3 separate regions of the Mus musculus genome follow, and regions 2 and 3 are each linked to region 1. Evidence: chromatin loops called from intact Hi-C (ENCODE). Cell type or tissue: gastrocnemius. All regions are shown on one strand.

Region 1 (8,000 bases):
ACACCCTGGGAAGAGATAAGATTGTCACCACTTGCTACAATGGATATAGATGGAGACATCTGCAGAGAGGTGATAGCATTTCTCCAGCAGCTCTAGGACTCGGAGTAGTGAGGTTTCCAGGCTGCAGAAGTGGCTCTGGTGGCAAAGGGGCAGTGATAATGGCAGTGGGACTCATAAGATTCTAGTGTGTGTCAGGGTGGGGCAACTGAGGAAGGGGTCTCAAGGTTTTCTGGACACTCCAGATCCTCTGCTAGACCCCGTAGCATATGGTGTTAGTAAGGGCTCCAGCTGCTAGGTATCAGATGGCACACTTCCTCCTACAGGGCCACACCTCCTAATCCTTCTAATCCTATCAAAGAGTTCCACTCTTTGCTAACTGAGCATTCAAATATATGAGCCTATGGAGGCAGTTCTTATTCAAACAACCACAGGTCCCTGCTGGAGATAGTATAGGCTGGGCTGTCTGGTACCAACATTCAATTTTGTCTTTTTCACTCACAGGCTGAGGAAGAGACTAGTACAATCAGACACATCCCTGACTGGTCATGGTACCTCCTAAGTTCACTGCTATGGCACTGGCGATTCTGCAGGACTGGTGTGGGTGGATGGGGGTCAATGCCCAGCGCTCACTGCTTATCCTGGGCATCCCCGATGACTGTGAAGAAGAAGAATTTCAGGAGGCAGTGGAGGCTGCCCTCAGGCCCCTGGGCAGGTACCGAGTGCTTGGCAAGGTCTTCAGAAAGGAGATTGGAGCAAAGGTCGCTTTGGTTGAATTCGCCGACAATTTAAACCAAAGTTTGATCCCCCAACAAATACCAAATAATAGGGGGTCCTGGAGTGTGATCTTCCTGCCTCCGGTCCCTGAAGTCGAGTCACAGGATACATTCAATTTCCCTGCACAGGCTCATGGGCAAGCTTTGGAAGGGGCTTCAGGTGGGGCAGGGGTCTCGGGCAGATCAGGGGCTGTAGTTGAGGAAGGAGACATAGATGAGACGGGTTGTGGGCGAGGCAGGAGGACCAGCTGAGAAAGGAGCCACAGATGAGGCAAGAATGCCTGGCGAGGAAGGAGCAGGTAAGGCCAGAGGAGGAGCTGCAGCTCCTGTCTCCTTCCTACAGGAGGCCGGAGCTGCAGCAGCTCAAGCAAGACTGTCAGATGAGGAAGGAGCAGAGGGGGAGGGAGGACCAGGTGAGGCAGGAAGAGCAGTGGAGGGAGGGGCTGCAGCTGAGGCAAGCTTGTCGGATGAGGAGGGAGCAGAAGATGAAGAAGGACTTATAGACGAGGCAGAAGTTATATATGAGGCAGGAGTTATAGATGAAGCAAGGCTGTCAGACGAGGGGGCTCTGGATGGGGAAGATGATGTAGTTGAGGCAGGGGTTGTGAGAATGTCTGAAGAGGAAGGGGCTGGAGGTGACATGGGGATTGTAGGTGTTCTAGGAGCTATGGGTTGGGTAGGAGCTGCAGGTGAGGTGGGAGCTGCAGGAGAGGGAGGAGTTTTAGAGGCAGGTGAAGAGGGGTCTGCAGGGGATGAGGAGTCTGGGAGTGACGAGGGGTCTGCAGGGGATGAAGGATCTGTGGACGGTGGAGGGTCTCTGGGTGAAGCAGGAGCTATAGGTGAGGATGAGGCAGGAGCTGCAGGTGAAGCAGGGATGTCAGATGAGGAGGGAGCTGCAGGGGACATGGGGGTTGCAGGGATCATAGGAGCTGTAGGATTGGCAGGAGCTGTAGGTGAGGCAGGAGGTTCGGGTGAGGAAGGGGCCTTTGATGTGGCAGGAGGGGCACATGGGGCTGGAGCCTGGACCCAGCAGTGGAGCCAAGCCCTGCAGCCCATCCTGGAAAACATGGCCTACCAGGAGCTGAGACACTTCTCTGGGATGGAAGAGCCTGGCTGTGGGGGTCAGTCTTTCGAGAGCTGGCTGGACTATGCCAATGACATGCTATACCTGTGGCGCCACATATCTGAGAGGGAGAGGAGGCGGCGTCTGGTGGAGAGCTTGGAAGGGGGCCTCTCTGTGGCCCTAGGAAAGAAAAAAATGTGAATAATGGTCCCCAGTACAAGGCTAGGGGTATGAATAAGGTCCTCTTTGCAAAAGAACTAGACAGGCTCTTAAGCTCTTTAGCCTCTATTGGTTGCCCACTTTCATGTCTGTCTTGCATTTGCTCAGGCTGTTTTGATCTTTTGAGTTTGGTATTAGGATGGTGTCTTAGTTATGGATTTTTGTTGTTGTTGATGGTGGTGGGTGTTTTGGGGGTGTTTGTTGAGACAGGGTTTATTTGTGTAGTCTTCCTTGACTGTCCTGGAATTCACTCCAGGCTGTAGACCAGGCTGTCCTGGAAGTCAGAGATCAGCATGCCTCTGCCTTCCAAGTGCTGGGATTAAAGGTGTGTGCCAACCCTGACTACCTTAGTTAAGGTTTTACTGCTGTGAACAGATACCATGAGCAAGGCAACTCTTATAAGGACAACAGTTAATTGGGGCTGGCTTACGAGTTCAGAGGTTCAGTCCATTATCAAGACAAGAACATGGCAGCATGCAGGTGCTGGAGAGATAGCTGAGAGTTCTATATCTGGATCCATAGGCAGCAGCAAGAGAATGAGACACTGGGTCTGGCTTGAGCACTTGAAATCCCAAAGCCCAGCCTCAGGTAATAAATACACTCTCTCCAGTAATGCCAACCCCAATGAGAGGCATTTTCATTCAGCACAACACATTCTATTCTCTGGCCCTATAGATTGGTAGCTGCCTTCTTAGTTCATTTCTTATGTAAAGCAAAACAAACAAACAAACAAACACACACAGGGTTTACTTGTTTCTAGAGCGGCTAGGTTTCCTGCTGAGAAAGACACAGGCCCAGTTTCCCTTGCTGGCAGACCTTATGCTGAAAGAGATCAACTCATAAAACAGCTTTCGAACTAACTTTTTACTTCTCCTTCATTTTAAAGGAAACTGCTTTGCAGTGACTGCTCTTAGTAGTCAACCACCTATGCCTTGTGGTAGATAATTGGACAGGGAAAAAACATGTTTAAAGTTTATGTAAGTTCTGAAAAAAATGCTGTAAGGTGTATAAATACAAGTTATATGGATCCGAGAATGTGAACACTTTCTAAGCTGTGTGGGTCTACTGAAAGACCCACAATCTGAGGACTCCCCCACGTTCTGACTCAGGAGATGTGACACCCCAAAATCACCCACAAGAAACGGTCTTGCTGCAAACTGCAAGAGGATTTTTATTCAAGAGCGCTCTCAGCCCCACAGTCATACACCACGCAGGGGTAGAGGACCGTGGCGCCCTGAGTAGCTGGGGTATTTAAAGGCAGAAACCACAACTCAAGGAAGTGGGGAGGGCGTTGTTGGAAAAAAATACCAAAGATACCAGTTAAGAGTCACAAGGAAGTGCAAAGTCACAAGTGTCACAAGGAATACCTGGTATTTGTTCAGGTTATCTCTCAAGACAGTTTCTAAGAGCCCCTAACAATAGCACATTCTTTGAATGAACACTCTTTGAACCCAGGAAGCAGGTGGGTGGAGGAATGTGGCTATCTGTTTTATGATTAGCATACCTTGGAGCACTGAGTCACAGAGGTCACATTCCCAAGCCTGGGCCTAAAGGCCTAGAATTTTGTTTTTACGTTTTACTTTTTCACTACAAAGTGTTTAAGATGTGTAAATGCAGGTTATAAAGTGAAAGGGGGTGACAAGGTATGTAAAAATGTTTCATATTTCTTTCCCTCTCTGTGCTATTGTTATACTGAGATTCCAAAAAGTCACAAGCTCGAGATTTTAAATTTTCTTTGGTTGTTTTCTAAGTATAGGTTTAAAAGTGCTGGCAGTGGTGGCGCACACCTTTAATCCTAGTACTTGGGAGGCAGAGGCAGGTGGATTTCTGAGTTCGAGGCCAGCCTTGTCTACAGAGTGAGTTCCAGGACAGGCAGGACTACACAGAGAAACCCTGTCTCGAAAAACAACAACAAAAGTGCTCCTCTTAAAATTCATGTGAAGCTCCTATCAGCTGGAAGTTGTAGAAAATGACTATGCTGCCCTTTACTATCAGATGCTAAGCACTAGGCACTGGTGGGCAATGGCAGCGTCTGCTTGCATCCTCTTTTTCATATACCACCTGTTTCATAAAAAATAAGATATCAAAGGGAAGTCAGAAGATATGCATATAAACCCCATCATCGACATTGTTTTCATAGCTTTCTAGTTTGTTTCTCTTTTTTTCTTTTTGCACTTTATAGTGTTTGTGTACATGATCTCATTGGAAATACACACTTTAAGATGTAAAAGGGGACGGGGATGGGGGGTGGGGGGAGTAGACCAGTTTTTTCAAATTCCGGAGACATAAGAAACAGAAACAGAACATATATATCTGTTTGTGTGTTCTGTGTGTTGACTCCATAGCAGACTAATCAAGCGTTTAAAGCCTAAATTTTAGTGATCTACAAGCCTGTGATGAGCGCAGGCGCATGAATATACCAGGGGCAGTCGCTAGCAGAGCCGGAGACTAAGTAAGAGTACGCTTGCGCAAGCAGCCATTTCCTGCAGCCTTGAGCTCAAGTCGCACTGACCCCAGGGAAAAGCGACAGTACAAACCGTGAAATGGCTGCTAATGAGACTGGCATCTGCCGAACCTTTCCTGAGGCAATGTCCGGGCTGACCGCTAGATGGTGGTAGATGACCACAAATGGTCCTGGCTGGCCCAGCGAGCTCCTGCTGCCCATCCCCCACTCCCATTTCTCCTATCTCAGGAGGTGGTTAGCTATGGTGGAGGACTCCAGGGTTTCTTCACATGGGCAGTCTGCTGAAGCAACTGCATTACTTGTCCTGATCTCAAAAAGACAGCCCTTCTTTTTTCCATCCCCCACTAATGAGTTCAGCTCAGCCACGCCCCAGCTCTGTTGTGGGAGTTCAGTTCCCTGTGCATTTAATAAGCAGGGGGTGGAGTGTGGTTGGGGGATTGGGAATGAGGTCAGGGTGTGTGTGTGTGTGTGTGTGTGGTGTGTGTGTGTGTGTGTGTGTGTGTGTGTGTGTGTGAGAGAGAGAGAGAGAGAGAGAGAGAGAGAGATTAGGCCTAGCTGTGGAGCCACATTTTGTCTAGTCCCAGTGGTCATGGAGCCTCTATTTGTTTAAATGTAAAAACAGAAGTGGAAGAGCAAATTTGTCAGAGCCAGGGCTTTTTTTTTCCTACCTGTTTTTTTTTCCTTTGACAGTTATATACCCAGGCAGTATATTGTAAACTGTTATAATATTCACTTCCCATTAGACTATGCTAGCCCTCCTTCCCTCTCTCTGAACTCCTTCCCACCTGGTCCTGACAGTTCCTCCACTCATTTTTTTAAAAACAATCTCTCTCTCTCTCTCCCCTCCCCCCTCTCTCTCTCACACACACACACACACTGCATTGCTATACACAACCTTCCATCACACTCTGCTATTACTCTTCCCTTCTCTCCAAACTCCTTCCTCCCATCAAGTCCCAGCAGTGGCTGCCCCTATTAGAGAAAAAAAAACTTCCTTCACTAACAACTATTGCCAATAGCTCCTGAGGAAATAATGAGGCCACATGGGCATCTCCCCTGTCCACGGTGGAAAGTTGGAAGGCCCAGTCATGTGCAGGTATCCATAGTCTAGCTTTTAAGTCCTTACCTGTCTTCTGTTATGTTCCTTAGGCCTGGAGAACAGATAAGAAGCTGAGCATGCTCCAGTCACTTACTCTCAGTACATTGGGCAGTTATGCATATCTGTATTAGCCATCATTCCCTACAAAAAGGAGGAAACACCCTCATTGCTCTCTATTGATCATATTACTGGATGGTGCTATGTGAGCTGCCAGTGGAGAAAAGGCACCAGGGAAGTTATCCAGTGGCAGATCATGTCTGCTAGAACCCTGACCAGTCAGACAAGATGTGACTCATGGTATGATAGTGAAACAGTTATTTGTGCATAATAAACCACTCTGTGATAGGATTTCAGGTTTATTCCATGGGTGTGTTGTGCAATGGAGATACACAATGTTTTGTGTGTCAACTTGACACAGCTGGAGTTATCACAGAGAAAGGAGCTTCAGTTGAGGAAATGCCTCCATGAGATCCAGCTGTAAGGCATTTTCTCAATTAGGGATCTAGCAGGGAGGTCCCCTTGTAGGTGGTGCCATCTCTGGGCTGGTAGTCTTGGTTCTCTAAGAGAGCAGGCTGAACAAGCCAGGTGAAGCAAGCCAGTAAGTAACATCCCTCCATGGCCTCTGCATCAGCTCCTGCTCCCTGCCCTGCTTGAGTTCCAGTCCTGACTTCCTTTGGTGATGAACAGCATTGTGGAAGTGTAAGCTGAATAAACCCTCTCCTCCCCAAATTGCTTCTTGGTCATGATGCTTTGTGCAAAAATACAAACCCTGACTAAGACACACACCTATAGCTTTTGCATAATCTGCTGCAACTGATCAATTGAAAACTCTGATCCTGTTATATCAAGTAAACTTGCCCCTTTATATCTTAGCCTCATCCACCATTGTCTCCTCCCCACAGGAAGCAGACAATGAGAAACTATGTCACACCCTTCATCTTAATCTCTCCTCGGTGTCTGGAATGAAGGGTAATAATCTGAAATCCCCAGATGGACTGAAAAGTCTAATATTCTGAGTTTAAGACAGATAAGAGGACTGCTGGGGCAGGTGAGGGAGCCATCTTGGGTCCTGGGTCCCTCAGAGACCAGTCTGCCTAGGTGAGAGTGTGGACTGCAGAAGCAACACAGCTTCTGGGACAGGCCCTGTTTCGGGCCTTCATCTTTAGCCAGGAGGCAGGTCTGAACACCAGACCTCTGTGTACCTTCCCTGCAAGAGGAGAGCTTGCCTGCAGAGAGTACTCTGACCACTAAAACTCAGGAGAGAGCTGGACTCCCAGGACTGCTGACAGAGGCTAACAGAATCACGAGAGGAAAAGCTCTAACCAGAGACAACTATAGCAACTAATGCCAGAGATTACCAGATGGCGAAAGGCAAACGTAAGAATCTTACTAACAGAAACCAGGACCACTCACCATCATCAGAACCCAGCACTCCCACCTCAGCCAGTCCTGGGCACCCCAACACACCTGAAAAGCTAAATCCGGATTTAAAAGCATATCTCATGATGATGGTAGAGGACATCAAGAAGGACTTTAAAAACTCACTTAAAGAAATACAGGAGAACAGTGCTAAAGAGGTAGAAGTCCTTAAAGAAAAACAGGAAAACACAACCAAACAGGTGATGGAATTGAACAAAAACATCCAAGACCTAAAAACGGAAGTAGAAACAATAAAGAAAACCCAATGTGCTACAATGCTGGACATAGAAACCCTAGGAAAGAAATCTGGAACCATAGATGCGCGCATCAGCAACAGAATACAAGAGATGGAAGAGAGAATCTCAGGTGCAGAAGATTCCATAGAGAACATGGGCACAACAATCAAAGAAATGCAAAATGCAAAAAGATCCTTACTCAAAACACCTGCTGTCACCTGAATTTTTGATCTTAGCCATTCTGATTTGTGTGAGGTGGAATCTCAAGGTTGTTTTGATTTACATTTCCCTGATGATTAAGGATGTTGAACATTTTTTCAGGTGCTTCTCTGCCATTCGGTATTCCTCAGGTGAGAATTCTTTGTTTAGATCTGTGCCCCATTTTTAATGGGGTTATTTGATTTTCTGGAGTCCAGCTTCTTGAGTTCTTTGTATATATTGGATAATATATATGAAATGCTTGCTTTATAAGTTGCCCTGGTCATCCTATTCTGTTACGACAATCAAACAGTACCTACAACAGTGGCAAAAGCAACAGAAACATTGTCTCTCAGATTGGGAACCCAGAAGTCCAAGTCAATGCTCAATGTACTGCTCTTTGCCTTGGAACAGGTTCTTTTTTTTTTTTTAATAAATTTTTATTAGATATTTTCTTCATTTACATTTTAAATGTTATCCCGAAAGTCTCCTATACCCTACCCTGCCCTGCTCCCTTACCCACCCACTC
Region 2 (8,000 bases), 440 kb after region 1:
GTTTAACCAAACCAGGATGTCCCAGCCTCCCCTTTCTGCCAATGCACGCACATGCACACACACACACACACACACACACACCTCTGCTGGTGCTAAGAATTTCAAAGCAGCAAGCAGTCAGCATAACCCCCTTGTCAGCTGGGTTCCTTCCACTTTTGCCTCTAGCAGTTGAGTTCGGAAGGCTTATTTATCCCAGATGGAGCACCAAATACCCCAATTTCACCACCACCATGTGCTCTATAAGAGGACTCTTTGAGCTGGGGGTGCTTTAAGCCTTTTGGAGGCTAGACTTCCTATTTACCCCTACACCAGGGCAACCCCAGACATCCATCCCTGGGAGGCCATCAAGACCACCATGGATTCCCTATTTAGCAAATGAGGTGAAGTGACTAAAATACCCTGAGCCTTTGCCATGGAGTTGGACAAAGAGGAGTGGTAAAAGAAGCAAGGGCTCTGGCCTTGTCCTGCAGACTACACACTGCTTGGGTGGTGGAATGCAGGAGAAAGAAACAGGAGATGTGGGTGCTGGGGCAGGCTCGGGCAATGAAGAGTCTCCACCCCCATCACACTGTCTCCGCCTGGGGGGCCTACAGACAAGCCTGACCCTGCCCTGTTTCTCTGGCAGCAATCTACTCTCCTTGAGATCTTCTCCAGGATGCCTGGTCCATGGGCACAAAGAGGGAGTAGAGGTAGATATGGAAGCCTGGAACTTTTGCACCCTGAGTCCTGGGAAATGAGAGGAAGGAAGATATGAAGTGTTGATCCCCTAATTCCCAGGACCCTTGCTTGATGCTGCTACAGCATTGAAGAATCTATTTCCCCTCCTCCCATCCCCCCATCCCCATCTTCCTCTCTCTCTTCTCCCACTTCATGCCTTGGCCTCTGGGCCTTCTCAGACCAACATGGGCACTGTGGAGGGACTCAGGCAGTGAAGGGGGTGACTCACTCATTGCCCAGTTAAACTAATAGCATCCAAATCTTCCAGGCTCACTCTCAGAAGGGGTAACCTGTGGGGCCAATAGCTGTGCTTCATCTCAGCCTCCAATTGGCCTCACTGACCCCCAACCTCAGGCAGTGAAGCGGGCTCTGGCTGACTCGTGGGGAGGCAGCCTTGAGCTAATTTCAAAGACATTTCATTGCCCAAATGAAACCAAGTCCTTCCAGGAAAGGGAGGGGAGTGGAAAGAGACACCCTCCTGGCCAGCCAGCACTCCTACCCTGACTGGCGCCTCTTACCCACACCTCCTCCCTCTCTCTGCTCCCATCTAGCCATCCCTGGTTAAGGTCGAAATATTGTGTTCTCTCTCTCTCTCTCTCTCTCTCTCTCTCTCTCTCTCTCTCTCTCTCTCTGTGTGTGTGTGTGTGTGTGTGTGTGTGTGTGTGTGTGTGTGTGTGTGTGTGTGTGAGAGAGAGGGGGGGGGAGAGGGAGGGAGAGGGAGAGAGAGAGAGAGAGAGAGAGAGAGAGAGAGAGAGAACCCTAGCTACTACTGCTGGGAGGATAAACTAACCTACAGCTCTTCTCACTTTTTGCTCCCAGGAACATTGACCATGTGTCCCCTGTGGCTACTCACCTTGCTGCTGGCCCTGAGCCAGGCCTTGCCCTTTGAGCAGAAGGGTTTCTGGGACTTCACCTTGGATGATGGGCTGCTCATGATGAATGATGAGGAGGCTTCAGGTTCAGACACCACTTCAGGTGTCCCCGACCTGGACTCTGTCACACCTACCTTCAGTGCCATGTGTCCTTTCGGTTGCCACTGCCACCTGCGGGTTGTTCAGTGCTCTGACTTGGGTGAGTCACTAAGCACTTAGGCTAAGAGTGTACAGAGAAGCACAGGCCCTGCCTGGGAGCCCTTACTAAAAAGAATACATTTGCTACCCTGTGAGATGGGTTTAAAACTGTAGGAGTGGGGAGGTTGAGTCACCACAGGCTGAGGTGTATGAGGGTGCTCAGAGTCCCTGCATTTCTCCCAGTGTCTGTGTGTGTCCATATGCATGTATGTACCCACCCCCTTTACACCAGCTGTGACAACAGACTGGATGAGCCAGGCTTATGCTGGTGATGATGCTGGCCCCCAGGTCTGAAGACTGTGCCCAAGGAGATCTCACCTGACACCACACTGCTAGACCTGCAGAACAATGACATTTCTGAGCTTCGCAAGGATGACTTCAAAGGCCTCCAGCACCTCTACGTAAGCCTCCTCCTGCCTCCTGCCTTTTCTGAGGAGCCAGGAGGAGTTTGATGTTCCTATGACTTGGAAGAAGGGTACTCACAAATGAGGTTGGGAAGAGGGGTGGGAACCGATGGAGTCCTGAGATAAGTCTAGAGCTGGCTGTAATGAGAACGCCCAAAACCATGCATTATATGTATGGGTACAAGACGAAATCTGTCAGGTCCCATTTTTTTTTGACAGAAATCTTTACGTTTTGTTGACTCATCTGAACAACACAGAAAGTGTATTCCATCATAGCTCTTAGAGAAACTGTCTAGCAAAGTATGCTAGGCAGTGATGGCATTACCAGGGCAGCTTGGAGCTAACCTCAGCTCCTTGCCCTACACTCTACTCACCAACACATACTGATCTCCATGAGACCATTAAAGGTTCAGATGTTTCCCAAGTGCCATCAGTAGCAAGTTCAGGAGGCAGAGGAGAGGGGAGGTGGAGTGGGGGGCTGGGGTGCTCACCCTGGTTGCCTGCCCCGTTTTAGGCCCTGGTCTTGGTAAACAATAAGATCTCCAAGATCCATGAGAAGGCCTTTAGCCCTCTGCGGAAGCTGCAAAAACTCTACATCTCCAAGAACCACCTGGTGGAGATTCCTCCCAACCTGCCCAGCTCCCTGGTAGAACTACGAATCCATGACAACCGTATCCGCAAAGTGCCCAAGGGCGTGTTCAGCGGGCTCCGGAACATGAACTGCATTGGTGAGACTAGTCTGTACCTTAGCATCAGGCATAAAGGAGACAGGTAGAGGATATCTCTTTCAGCCAGGGCAGCTGGGTCCATGTAGTCATGGAAAAGCCCTGTGTGCCTCAGAATGTTCCAGATGTTTGTTTTGGGACATGAAGAAAAAGACTGTGGTGGCTATAAAGGCTCGGTTGAAGAAAGAGTCTCAAATATAGTCTAAAAAAGACCAGTATGTTTCTGGAAAAAAAAAAAAACAATATGGGTAAAAGGAAGGTATAGGACACCGACTGGACTGAGAGAGAAAGGGAGAAGGGCAGTGGACCACCACAGCAGCAAACGTTGGATGGCTTTCTGGGTCCCCACAGTTTCCTCTTGCTTCCCAACTCCCAAAGACCAAGAATAGTGGCAGAGGCCTTGAGCTAGTCATGCAGAACAGCTGGAATTTGTAGTTAGCGGTGCAAATTCACAACCTGCTTTCTATGGAAGTGGGAAGAGCAAGCAATCAGCAGAGCTGCAGTCCAGAAAAGAACAGGCTTTGGTGGAGATTGGCTTCAGGGCTCACAGGACTTCTCTCCTAGAGATGGGCGGGAATCCCCTGGAGAACAGTGGCTTTGAACCAGGAGCCTTTGATGGCCTGAAGCTCAATTACCTGCGCATCTCAGAGGCCAAGCTCACTGGCATCCCCAAAGGTAGGAGAGTGTCAATACCCAACCTCCAAAAGCATTGATGGGCCTTGCACAGTGTACTTGAGCAGAGAATGGGCCTTTTATCTGCCCCAGACCCTGCACTTACCTCCCAGCATGTTCTCTTCTGGGTAGATCTCCCTGAGACCCTGAACGAACTTCACCTGGACCACAACAAAATCCAGGCTATTGAGTTGGAGGACCTACTTCGATACTCCAAGCTGTACAGGTGGGGTTGAGGCAGCCCTTGGGGGATGCAGGGATCCATTAGCAAATGGGGCAGGTTATAGGGTGGCACCCAGGTCCCTGTGCTCTATCCCAGAGTCCTCCTCTCCCCCAGCCTCTGACGACCTCTAATTCATTTACCTTCAGGTTGGGCTTAGGTCACAATCAGATTCGGATGATTGAGAATGGGAGCCTGAGTTTTCTGCCTACCCTGAGGGAACTTCACTTGGACAACAACAAGCTGTCCCGGGTGCCTGCTGGCCTCCCAGATCTCAAGCTCCTCCAGGTGAGAGCTGGTTCTCCAAGACTAGATGGGGAGTTGTAGAAGGTCCATTCTCTGCACCAGCCTCTTAACTGCCTGGATCTCCTGTCTCCCTTTATAAAGGGGCACAGGGTAGAGAGCAGAATAAGACCTAGATTCACTTTTGGGTCTCATGTACTCATCCAGGCCTCAGTGGAACAGTGTCTGCTTCGTGTTTGTGGTTGGAAAAGGGGAGTCTCCTTCCCTGACTTAGCTTCCAAACACATGAGCAAACTAGGTCTTTCCCAACCTTACTCTGGACCTCAATTTTATTTATGTTTTGTTTTGTTTTTTATTTATTTATTTATTTGTTTGTTTGTTTGTTTGTTTGTTTGTTTGTTTGTTTGTTTAAGCTCAGATCCATTCATAATGGTAGAAAGCACGTTCATCCTCTTCTAGGGCAGCACTTCCCATACCAGGCTAAGAGCACCCTCTAGTGGCCAGTAACCTTTCTATCACCAGTGAGCTCCTAACCTAAGGCACAGTCTTTCTTTTTTTTTTTTTTTTTTTTTTTTTTTTTAATTTATTACGTATTTTCCTCAATGACATTTCCAATGCTATCCCAAAAGTCCCCCATACCCTCCCCCCCCCCACTTCCCTACCCACCCATTCTCATTTTTTTGACCCTGGCGTTCCCCTGTACTGGGGCATATAAAGTTTGTGTGTGTGTGATGGGCCTCTCTTTCCAGTGATGGCCGACTAGGGCATCTTTTGATACATATGCAGCTAAAGTCAAGAGCTCCGGGGTACTGGTTAGTTCATAATGTTGTTGCACCTACAGGGTTGCAGATCTCTTTAGCTCCTTAGATACTTTCTCTAGCTCGGCACTGTCTTTCCTACACAGATATCATGTCAGAATCAAAGTTTGCTTTGTTTTACAGCATCATTCTACCAAACACAGCCTCCACCCCACCCATCCCAACTCACCACTCGTTTATACACTGCACTTGAGCCCTTCATCCTGACCTGAGTCCAGCCAAATACCTGTGCCCTAATCAGAGCTTACACCCACTAACATACTCCGGTATGCCCTCCTCTCAACCCTGAGAAGAATCACCTTCAAAGGGTGACTATGAAATGACACTAAGAAGTGATTGATGGGGTCCGATGTGAAGGCAGGCCTGACCTTTCTACTCTCCATCTTGCCTACAACTTACAGCAACTACCCAGGCTAGGACAGATTGGGATGGCTCTGGGTCACTGATCCTTGGACAAAAGCCTCAGATACATTCCCTCTGCCCCCAGGTTGTCTATCTGCACTCCAACAACATCACCAAGGTGGGCATCAATGACTTCTGTCCTATGGGCTTCGGAGTCAAGAGGGCCTACTATAATGGCATCAGCCTCTTCAACAACCCTGTGCCCTACTGGGAAGTGCAGCCTGCCACCTTCCGCTGCGTTACTGACCGCCTGGCCATCCAATTTGGAAATTATAAGAAGTAGAGGCAGTGGTTGCCACCATGGTGGCCTTGGTGAGAGTCTCTGAGGAACATAGCCAGATGAAGAAGCAACACCTTTGTTCCCCAATATTAACTCACTGCCCCACCACAGCTTCCCCCTGACTCCTAAGCATGCATATATGCACATGGCCTGGCCCTCTCACCCATTCCCCTCAACCTTTGAAATTTAACATTCATCAACCATGTCCACTCAGAGACTCCCTATAAATCTTTCTTCTTGCTCATCCTGAAACTCAGATGTTTTTGGCAAGAGGGGCTAGGAAAGATGGATAGAGCACACTGCCACCGCCATTGTTCCATCCAGGCATGTGTTCCTCCTCTTCCTTGCTCATGTCTGACTTCCAGCTCTCCTGGGCTCTGCTTGCTGCCCTTATCCTCTGGTGTTCTCTCTTCAACAAGTTCACTACCTGTCAATCCCAGCTACAACCTGGCTGTACTAACTCCTGGATCTTTCCCTCTCTCCAACCCTGTTATGCTTCCTGACACTTTTCTTCCTTCTGGAGTTATTGACCTGTCCCCTTCCATCTCTGGACCTAGGTCATATTTCTCCATCTTTGTCTCTTTCTGTATCTCCTTGCCTATATCTCTGTCTGTCTCTATTTCTGTCTCTCTGTCTCTGTGTATCTCTCTATCTTTGTATCTGTCTCTCTCTGACAACACACACACACACACACACACACACACACACACACACACACACACACACGGATCATCTGCCCCAGGCTGCTTTCTGCTTCACAGGTCTCTAGCCAGTCCCTCCACAAACAAATATGGGGCAACTATCTTCCTGATTGCCCTACCCAGAACTTGACCCCCCAACCCTGGAGGAAGCTGGAAGGTGGAGGCCCAGAATCCTGTCCATTTTGTCCAGGAAAGGGTTCATACTCTGCTATCAAGACGAGGATCAAGGAGCTTCCTAGCCCCTGGAGAGGCTCAGCAGGCCATCAGAGCCGCCAGAACCAGTTTGCATTGGCCCCTGCTCTCTCCCCAAGATGGCTAGGTCCCCTCCCTCACCCCTGGGTCCCTGATGTGGTAGGAGGTGATGGTCAGTTGCACCCAGCAAGAGGGAGTGCTGCTTATGAGGTCAGTTGTCTCTCAATTAAAGAAACACTGTGCAATACGAGTCTGTGTGCCAGTTCTTTGAAACATCACTGGGCATCAAGAGAAAAGCAGAGGTGAAACAAGGGCCTCCTCAGGCCACCTCAAAGGCTCTGCCTTTCCATCCCCAGTTTACATCATTGTGCTTCCTCTTCACTGTTGCCCTTGCCCGTAGAAGAAGGCCCCTCTCACCCTCAGGTCCAGAACTATAAAAGCACATCCCAAATGACCAGACATAAGGCCTAGGCCCTATCTGCTTTCCTCTCCTTTCTTGGTCCTTCCATTGCCTCAATTGCTCTTAAGCTGGACTCAAAAAAGCAAGCCACACCTGAGGTGTCATCTGTCCTCTCAGAGTAGAGCATTTGTCAAGGAACTGCTGGCTATGGGATACCAACGTAGGTCCCACTCCTTTTACGATGGGAGCTTCAATACCCCAGCAGAGAGAATTCTGTCTGCCTGTCTAGATGGAATTAAAAAAAAAAAAAGTAATGCCAAAAACACTGTTGTAGTCTGGGCTATGACTAGTATCTGTGCTAACACTAGGAAAGGGCAGAGGGGAGGAGCCTTTGGCCTTAGGCAGTATATTGGTACAGCTACTTGGGCCAACCTGGCTTGCCTTCCCACCAGTACTACATAGATCCCTGAGAGATGAGAGCAAGTTGCAGCTAAATCCTGACGGAGGCTCCAGTTCAGGTCCATGGATGCATGCCCACTAGGGACACAAGCTGCCCTGGAAAGTAATAGACCCCCAAAGGACTGAAGTGGGCCTGGGCTAAGTGGGCCCTTCTGCTCAGGTCATGGGAACTGGGGCTTCCCTATACAGCAACAGCCAGGTAGCAAAAATAGAGCACCAAGACCAGTATGAGTGACAGGCCAAAAGAGGTGCACCCAGAGACAAGCTTCTGGCTTCTCACACACAACTATACCCTCCTAGCCTGGCAATCCAGGGCACCCAATGTCCCCAGGTTTCTCCTTTTGGGGGTGGGAGGCGCCACTTGGTGTTGTGGCCCAGCGATAGAATGTCACCCAGCAGCATCATAGCACTATTCTGGGGCATGTGCTCCACAGCCTGGCAATCTCTGCTGAGCTGGGCAGACACAGGGCAAGGGCACTGGCCAAAGGCCAGGAGTCAGGGCCTCAATCCGGTCCCCGTGCTGGTAGTAAGGAGGGGCAAGCAGCAAGGAGACCTGGTGGAAACAGAAAGGTGAAGCCCTCAGTGTGTTTCTCTGAGTGGGGGTGGTCTGGGGGCCATGGCTCACTTCAACAGGTCTCCCTTCCCTTCCTGTCCCTCTCCTTGGCTAGTCACTTTTCTTTTTCAATTCGTCTCTCTC
Region 3 (8,000 bases), 380 kb after region 1:
CATGCTCACCAACACTTGTCTGTCTGTCTGTCTGTCTGTCTGAGGGTAGTCATCCTAGTGTATGGAAAGTTGTAGCTCTTTGTGCTTTTGATTTGCATTTCCTTCATGACTCGCTTTGTATGTACTTGGTCATTCACATTTCCTTTGAGGAGCCTGTTGATCTCTTTCTCATTTCAATTGAATTGTTTATTTTCTTACAAAGAATTAGAGTTCTAGTTCATCATCAAATACATTTTTAACAAATGTTTTCTTTCAAATAGCATATTTAAATTTTGTATTTTATATATTTGGGGTTGCAATGAAGAACTCTTGTCAAAAATGTCACTAAGATATTATCTTATGTTTGCCTGTAGAAATTTTTTATTACTTGGATATTTTTTGTTGATAGTCTTAGGTTTTGTTTTGTTTGTTTAGGTTGGGTTTTTATTTATTTTTCAGGTGATGTTGCCTGGGCTTATTTTGAATTCCTGCCATTAACTCTGGAGTGCTGGACTAGGCATTTGCCACCAAAGTCAGCTTTGAACTATTACTGCAGAACACGCTCCCCTCCTTCCTTCACACAGACTTAAATAACAACTTTTAAGTCAAATGGTGCTGGGACTGAAAACAAAAAGCCTAGGTAAGAGATCCAATCACGCTGGGAGCGGTGTGGCCATAGCAAGTTACTAACCTGCTCCAATTTCCTATCAAGGCAGAATTTTAATAATCACCTTTAAGAGAAATTGGGAGCTATAAAAGATGGTTTCCCTTTAGCATCAAACAGTCCACACTGCTAAATTAAAATGAAACCTGTATAATGCTTAGTTTCTGGATTACACTCTTAATTTTAAGGTGCTTCAGGGAATCTAACAAAATTGAATGAATCTCTTGAAGCCTCAGGAGGTTGCTATGGGAGCATCTCTTTGGCCTCTGTAGAAGCTAGGGGAAAATGGCAGCCCTTAGGTTCTAATGCTAGCCAAGGCCACTCACTGCACCGGGGAGCAAAGTGGAAACTTGGGGAGTTTGCACTAGAAACAAAGCTGCAAGACAAAGACCTCAGGGAGGAGGCCAAATGTCTGACCTAGCAGAGCGGCCAGCCAAGTGCTCTGTGGGATCGCTTTAGCTTTGTGGATGATAAGGCACTAAGCTAAAGTCAGGGGATAATTTTATTTACCAACTTGACCAGGCTATATAGAACTCAGACTTTGGTAAAACACCAGTCTAGATGAGGCTGTGAAAATAATTTTTAGATGAGATTGGTATTTAAATTGGTGGACTTTGAATAAAGCTATCTTTCCCCCTAGTGTAGGTTGATCTTGTTCAATCGGCTGAAGGCTTTATTTAAAAAGTCTGAAATTACCCTGAGGAAAGGATTCTGCTCCTGATGGCCCCTGGATTTAACCATAGCTTCACCCTCAGTTGCTAGTTGGCTCAGTCACCACTCAGCTTCTACATTCTGTGAGCCAGTGCTTTGAAGTCTCCCATAGATGAAGAGATGATAGATTCTGAGACACTGTGAGAATCCTGACTAATAAAGCCATAAAGTCATAAGCACAAGCATATAGCGATTAAATTTATACTGAAAAAAAAACTATTTGGCATGAAGGAATACTTCAATAAGACATAACTATGTTGGAGTAGCATTGTCATGTAACTGGACAGATGTAATAGATAAGCAAGGACAGATAAGCAGTACAATTGTTAAGCTATATTTTAGAACTATGGATAAATGTCAACATTTCTTAAGGAGACACATTTTCCAGGATGTAGAACACTTTTCAAAGTTATTTATGAGCAGGCATGTGACACACACCTATAATCTCTGCACTAGAAAGGCTAAGGCAGGAGGGTTGCAAGTTTGGAGATGAAATCTGTAGTTCAAGTTAAGAGCTTAAGTTAAGAGAAGATCATGAGGGTGGGCTCTAACCATGTATGGCTGAGAAGCAATAGAAAGAGGACTTCTCAGGCAGAGATAGGTACATAGGGAGAATGTCATATGAAGATGAGAGTAGAAATTAGAGTTCTATATGTACAGACAAGCCACAAAATGGCCAAGGTTGCAGAAACTACTAGGAGCCATGGAACGAGAGCGGACCAGGCTTCCTTGAAAAACTCAGAAGGGACTCACTTTGATGAGAGCTTGATCTTGGACTTCCAGCACTGGGGTATACTTTGTTATGACAGCCCTAGAAAACATAAGACCTACTCTACATCCCGTTTAAAGGTTATCTTGGTTCAGGAAGTAAAAGCACTTGCTACATATTCTGACTAGCTGACCCCTGAAACTATAGAGGGAGGCAAGAACGACTCCTTGAAAGTTGTCCTCTGACTTCAACAGGAGCAATATGGCATGTGCACATCACACACACATACACGATAAAGGAATGATTTTTAAAAAATTGTTCACTATTGAGAAGTCAGGACAGTCTATACAAGCATTACATTGTGAAGGAAATGAAAAGTGAAACCACGAGCTATCTCTAATGCCAAGCTAACAAAGTGTCTAATAGCAAACCTTTGGGGTGTGGTCTGATCCTTGAGAGAAACAATTATTTTTGACGACCTCAGTTATCCAATAAGGAAGATGGTTCAGGAGATTAGTTTTCATCTCAGAAAATTAGAAAATAATCTAAAGTTAAACCAGAGATGGAAATAATCAAGGTAATAAAAAAATGAACTTAATAGCTGAGCGGTGGTGGCACACACCTTTAATCCCAGCACTCGGGAGGCAGAGGCAGGCGGACTTCTGAGTTTGAGGCCAACCTGGTCTACAGTGTGAGTTCCAAGACAGCCAGGGCTACACAGAGAAACCCTGTCTCGAAAAACAGAAGTACTTAACAAAGGAAAATAAATAAATAAATAAACAAACAAACAAACTGAAAGAGTAAGCCAAAGCTCTACTTTTAAAAGGGTCAATGAGGAATATGGACCTGGCTCAGTGGTACCACCTGTTTCACAAATATCAGGACCTGAGTTTGTATCCCCAGCACCCATATAAAAACTGAGCAAGTCAATATACATTTGTAACCCTAGTACTGACTGAGGAAAATAGAAGAATCCCCAGGCTTCTCTGGCCAGCTTGTCTAGCCAATTAATGAACTCAAGGCTTAGTGAGAGAGATCCTGACTCAAAAAAAATAAGGTGAAGAGTGCCCTCTGGTGTCTTCATGTACATGTGCACGCATAAACACACATACGCAAGCTCAAATGAAAGAGCCAATGAAACAGATAATCTCTCTCACAATCCTTGTTAAGATATGTGTAGGAATAAGAAAGGAGACATCAGCATAGATGCTAAGAAAATAAAAAAAGATTATGTTAATAAATTAAAATCCATTAAAACTGGCTAAAACTATTCAAAGAAGGCATTTATGACTTTTAAGAAACAACACCTAGTCAAATGCTATTTTTGCAAATTTATGAGTGTGCAGGAAGATGCAAGGAAGAATGTGAGGGAAAGTGTGTGTGTGTGTGTGTGTGTGTGTGTGTGTGTGTGTGTGGGAGAGGGGGGAGGGAGAGAGAGAGAGAGAGAGAGAAACACAGAGAAAAAGAGAGAAAGAGAAAAATGGGAGTGTATGTATGCAGGTATACTATGTTCTGAGTCTTTGTCCCCACTGAAGTTCATGTGTTGAAACCTGATCACCAAGGTATGACCTTTAGGAGGGGAGTAGCCATGAGGGCAAAGTTCCTGTGAATAATATTAGCACTGTTAGAAGAAATCTCAAGGACTGAGCCGGTCTCTTCTATCATGTATGTGACAACACAGCAAGAAAGTCCCATCTATGAAAAATGAAATTCTCAGCCAAATATGACCTGCTTGCACCCTGATCTTGGATATCCAAGCACCAGAATTATGATCAATGAATTTCTGGTACTTATAAGTCATACAATCTATGGTACTATTGATATAGCAGCAGAGTAAGAGAAGATGCAAGAGACCTTTTACATTATTTTAAAGATAAACTCTCCTGTGTCCCAGGCTGGCCTTGTAGCTTAGGATGACCTTGAATTCCTGATCCTCCCGTCTCTATACCTTAAGTGCTGGAATTCTAGGTCTACACTATAACACCTGTTTTGTTTTGTTTTGGTGCTGGGCATGAAACCCAGGTCTTTGTACATACTGAGTAAGCACTCTGCCAACTAAGTGACATCTCTAGCTCCACAAAGGAATTTTAAAAGGAAAATAAAGGGGCTAAGGGAAATCAAGTCCCTAATAGAAAGAGAGTGGGGAGAGGGTATGCTTGAGCTCTATAATCCATGGAAATGAGGAAAGCAGTCCTTGCTGTCTTGCCTAGCTTCCTCACAGGCCTAGTGATACTCTATCTGCCACATCACTACTCCATGTTGCATCCAGACTGTAGTCTCAGGAGCATACTATATACACATTGTTGAGCAGCATCCCCGGTTGCAGATGTGACATGAGTTGTACAGCCAGTCATCCTACTGGGGAACATCTACTTGGGAGCCCTTTAAAACACAAGTGGTCCTGCATGTGTTCTAAAGTTCTCTTGGGGAAACATAAGGGTGAAACCTTGGATCTCATGATGGCTGCTCAGTTAACCCTTCCAGACACTTTCCAGCCAGTTTCCATTGAAGCTGCACCACCTATAGTGTCACCAAAAGCATAGGAGCCGTCCATCCTCCCTCCCTGGCAACAGAGCATGTGACGGTCAGTCTTTTGTTGTTGTTTATCTAGTCATTCAAATGATGTTAAATGTTTGGAAATTTTGCAAGGTTAACATCTATTAGAAATTAATTTATGTAAACAAACATCAGATTATCATCCCAGCAGTTATGAGGTAGAGGCCTAAGGATCAGGAGTCCAAGGCCAGCCGTGGCTATATCGAGACTATAAGAGCAGTCTAGGATACATGAGACCCTGTCTCCAAAAACCAAGAGTAAATAAATAATATAAATGAAAACTTAAGTTATACTTTACTAAACAAAAAAGAAAGAAGCTATCCAGATCTATCACATCTTAACTAACCACATTTTACTGTTACTGTGTATTGATGAACATCTAGCAGACTACAGTAGAAATCAATGCTATAGTGTGATGCCACAAATCTATTCCTGTATAACTTTGTGCGTACTCTGTCGTCTTCCTATTTGGCACAGTGACAGAGCTATCCCACAGAGGTCAATGGACCAGGACACAGCAGTGCTCAGTTTATTCCTGCTTTGTTGACTACCCTGACATGAGAAAATAATGGGGAACATGTTAATAGTGCAGATTAAATCAGAGTGCCACCTTTATGGTCACATCATTGTTGGTAGTGTGAGCATGTGAAGTTTTAAGACATATCTCTGCTTATTTACTTTCAACTTATTCATTAGGAGAAAGGAAATTGTGAGCCGACCAGTGCTCATCATGGGTGGGAAACACACAAACACATTTACTTTCCTAGAAAGCCAGGAAAGACTTGGGCACAGCACCCAAGACCATTAGACCAAGGATTCTTGGATGTCTGATCAGAAACCTCAACCTCAGAGAGGGAAAAACATAAAACAAGACCACTGTGGAGGTGTCATAAGGTATAGAGAAGGCAGCCAGCTGATCCTGGAGTTGAGCCTTTCTAATCTGTCATTATGTAGTAGCAGGGACAGTATTCTAAGGGTACCACTTTCTTGTATAGACTGCCCACATGAGCCTGGCCAGGAGATAAAGGCCTGAGAGATACAACAAACACACAAATAAGATCTTGCCTTTCTTCTAGACACAGCCCTTTGTAACCTCCACTGCCCTCAGTCTCAGCCAGGCCATGTGATTATTCTGACACAGCTATCACCAGTGTTCTGGTCTTCTTACCCTGCCTCCACACACACTGAAGCCTCTCTGGTCATTTTGACCTACTTAGGGGTTCCCAAACGGGCCAGGCTGGCTGGAGGCTGGAGGCTGGAGGCTTTGCTCATGCGAGTCACTCTGGGGTGTGGCCACCCCACCCCTTCTTACCTGCCCCAGCATTTGGTGACACAGCTCTCACCTGGTCTGACTTACCACAAGATAGGAGTGCCTCAGGGTGGGGCTCCACAGGCAGGTCACCAGAAACCCGAAGTCCAGCTGAAGCAGCCGGTGAGAAGTTGCCCAAATAAATCATTCTGTGAAGGATCTGAGAGCTGGCATGAGTGCCACTCTCATCTATGCCTCAGGTCAACTTGGCACCCTCGTCTGCCTGGATGGCCCCTCCTGTGGCATTCGTGTGCCATGTCCACAAATGATTAGAGATGCCTGTCTTTTCCTGGAGCCCAATTATCAATTCACTGGCGCTACATTGCAGAGCAGGATCAGAGAAGAATGAGGGTAAAGGTTGGAGCTGGGCATTGAATAAGGAAGGCATGGACTAGCTCTCTGCAGGCTCAGTTACTGCTTTCAATCCCCTCTCTGGAGGATTCAGCCTGCTTATCCCAAGGGCCTAGCAAAGAGGGGCAACACTCAGGGGGACCATGAAACATACCAGAGAGATAGCCAGGGCTAAAGGTCTAGCACTCCTACCTATCACAAGCCCCTTTTGAGAATCTTCCCCTCTACATACTCACAGAGCTCACCACAGGATCAGGCCAGCATGGGCCCTTCTGTGCCTTGGTTGGATAATTTTGGGTATGGGCGGAGAGAAGTCTGGCCAGTAAATCAGCTGGTAAATAGTTGGTGATATTTATTGAGAAATGGGATGAAAGATGGAAGCCCTGAAAGAGCAACTCACAGGCTGGCCAGAAGGTGCCCAACTGATAGTGGAGTACAGAGAAGGCTGTAGGATCCTATGGCCAGGTAGGTCAGGGCTGAGGAAGGCCACAAAGGTGCTACAGAGAGCAAAGATGTAGCTCAGAGCCTGGATGAATGGATGGCACTGGCATTCAGGCTTCGAGGCTTGGACCATCAGGTGGCACGTACATGGGCTCAATATGAGCCCAGCTGCGGGCCTGCTCATCTGCCCAGGCGAGCAGCTCAGGAGCACGATGCAGGAAGATCAGAAGCAGGGTGTGCACATCACCTTCTGCTGAATGGGCAGCACTGGGTTCAGCCTGGAAGTAGCGGTGGAAGAGACTGGCCAGGCTGTAGCTTTTGCGGCCTTGAGCCCTGGTGCCGTGGCTGTGAGCACGGTCCAGGCCCCGCAATGCAGGCAGTGTGTCCAGGCAGACAGTGTCTTGGGGCAGATGGGCACCCAGACGTTGTAGCTCCGTGCACAGCAGTGGGAAGTCATAATCGAAGCCATTGTGGGCCACAAGGCAGATGGGGCCCTCCTGGCGGCTTAGGAAGCCCTGCAGTGTCCTTACCACAGCGCCATTGAAACCAGCCTTCCCGCAGTGCATCAGGCTTTCGCTGCTCAAACCAGTAATCTCACTGGCCTTGGCAGTAAAGGGGCGCTCCGGGCACATGCACAGTGTGAGCTTGTCCAGAACACGGGGCAGCACCAAGGAACCAGAATCATCCCGTTCTGGGTTCTCCAGGGAAGAGCGGTGAACAGCAAAAAGGGATATCTCTGCAATCTCAGGATCCATGTTTGGGAGCCCAGTGGCTTCTAGGTCCAGGAATACAAAGGTCTCAGCCCGGGGTGGCTCAGACATGCTGATGTTCTCACAGGAACAATGAGGCCTAGAGCTGCCAGAACAAGTGGCATAAGCCAGAGGGCTAAAGACATGAGAGCAAGGCCCTGCTACCTATAGCCATCTCAGGTCAAAGCTATACTACACAGAACCTCACTTCCTGATGCTCCATCCCATCTCATGAGGCCTTTGGTGCTAGGAGTAGTTTCTGATACATATTCATATCTAGAGACACTTTAAAGAGGACTCATGGGGCCAGGATCAAGTAACCAGAATCTTGTTACTTCTGTCCGTCCTCCCTCCTCCCTTTCCTGGATCTCCAACCCAACCTTCGTTGTTCTATCACCTTATCAAACAGGCACAAAAGAAAGTGCTTAGACTTTAACCCAGGGTCCTCTTCCTTTTGCTGCCAGGCCCAGATCTAGCCCATCAAGGAGGGGAACAGATACAGTCCACAATTGGTGCCTTGGCCCAACCCCT

Evidence for each region. Peaks named below come from ENCODE experiments on the same cell type or tissue, not always from the same donor. Only the 100,000 strongest peaks of a DNase experiment are listed, where the experiment ranks them.
Region 2: a loop joins it to region 1, with 24 times the contacts of the local background. A loop is called at or near these places in 12 of 42 quality-filtered maps.
Region 3: it touches region 1 in a loop (22-fold over the local background); 18 of 42 quality-filtered maps call a loop at or near these places.

The regions. Positions count from the first base shown.
Region 1 is chrX:73,049,437-73,057,436 of GRCm38, forward strand. It overlaps the pseudogene Gm6858. Among named protein-coding and RNA genes, the nearest start is that of Pnma3, 11 kb to the right of the region's middle. In gastrocnemius, a CTCF peak has its summit at 4,662 (motif pointing right); a DNase peak (open chromatin) is centred at 4,654; H3K4me3 peaks cover 417 bases; H3K27ac peaks cover 573 bases.
Region 2 is chrX:73,489,243-73,497,242 of GRCm38, forward strand. It overlaps Bgn (biglycan), which reads left to right. Exons shown (of 8, transcript NM_007542.5): 2 at 1,537-1,788; 3 at 2,076-2,188; 4 at 2,706-2,919; 5 at 3,481-3,591; 6 at 3,721-3,814; 7 at 3,958-4,096; 8 at 5,357-6,694. The coding sequence starts at 1,548. The coding sequence ends at 5,554. Among named protein-coding and RNA genes, the nearest start is that of Bgn, 9.6 kb to the left of the region's middle. In gastrocnemius, CTCF peaks have their summits at 1,769 (motif pointing left) and 4,534 (motif pointing left); DNase peaks (open chromatin) are centred at 1,676, 4,543 and 7,794; H3K27ac peaks cover 2,289 bases.
Region 3 is chrX:73,427,099-73,435,098 of GRCm38, forward strand. It overlaps Trex2 (three prime repair exonuclease 2), which reads right to left. Exons shown (of 2, transcript NM_011907.4): 2 at 6,607-7,575. The coding sequence starts at 7,541. The coding sequence ends at 6,831. It also overlaps a transcript of Zfp92 not described here. Among named protein-coding and RNA genes, the nearest start is that of Trex2, 4.2 kb to the right of the region's middle. In gastrocnemius, a CTCF peak has its summit at 3,124 (motif pointing left); no DNase peak of the experiment used is centred here.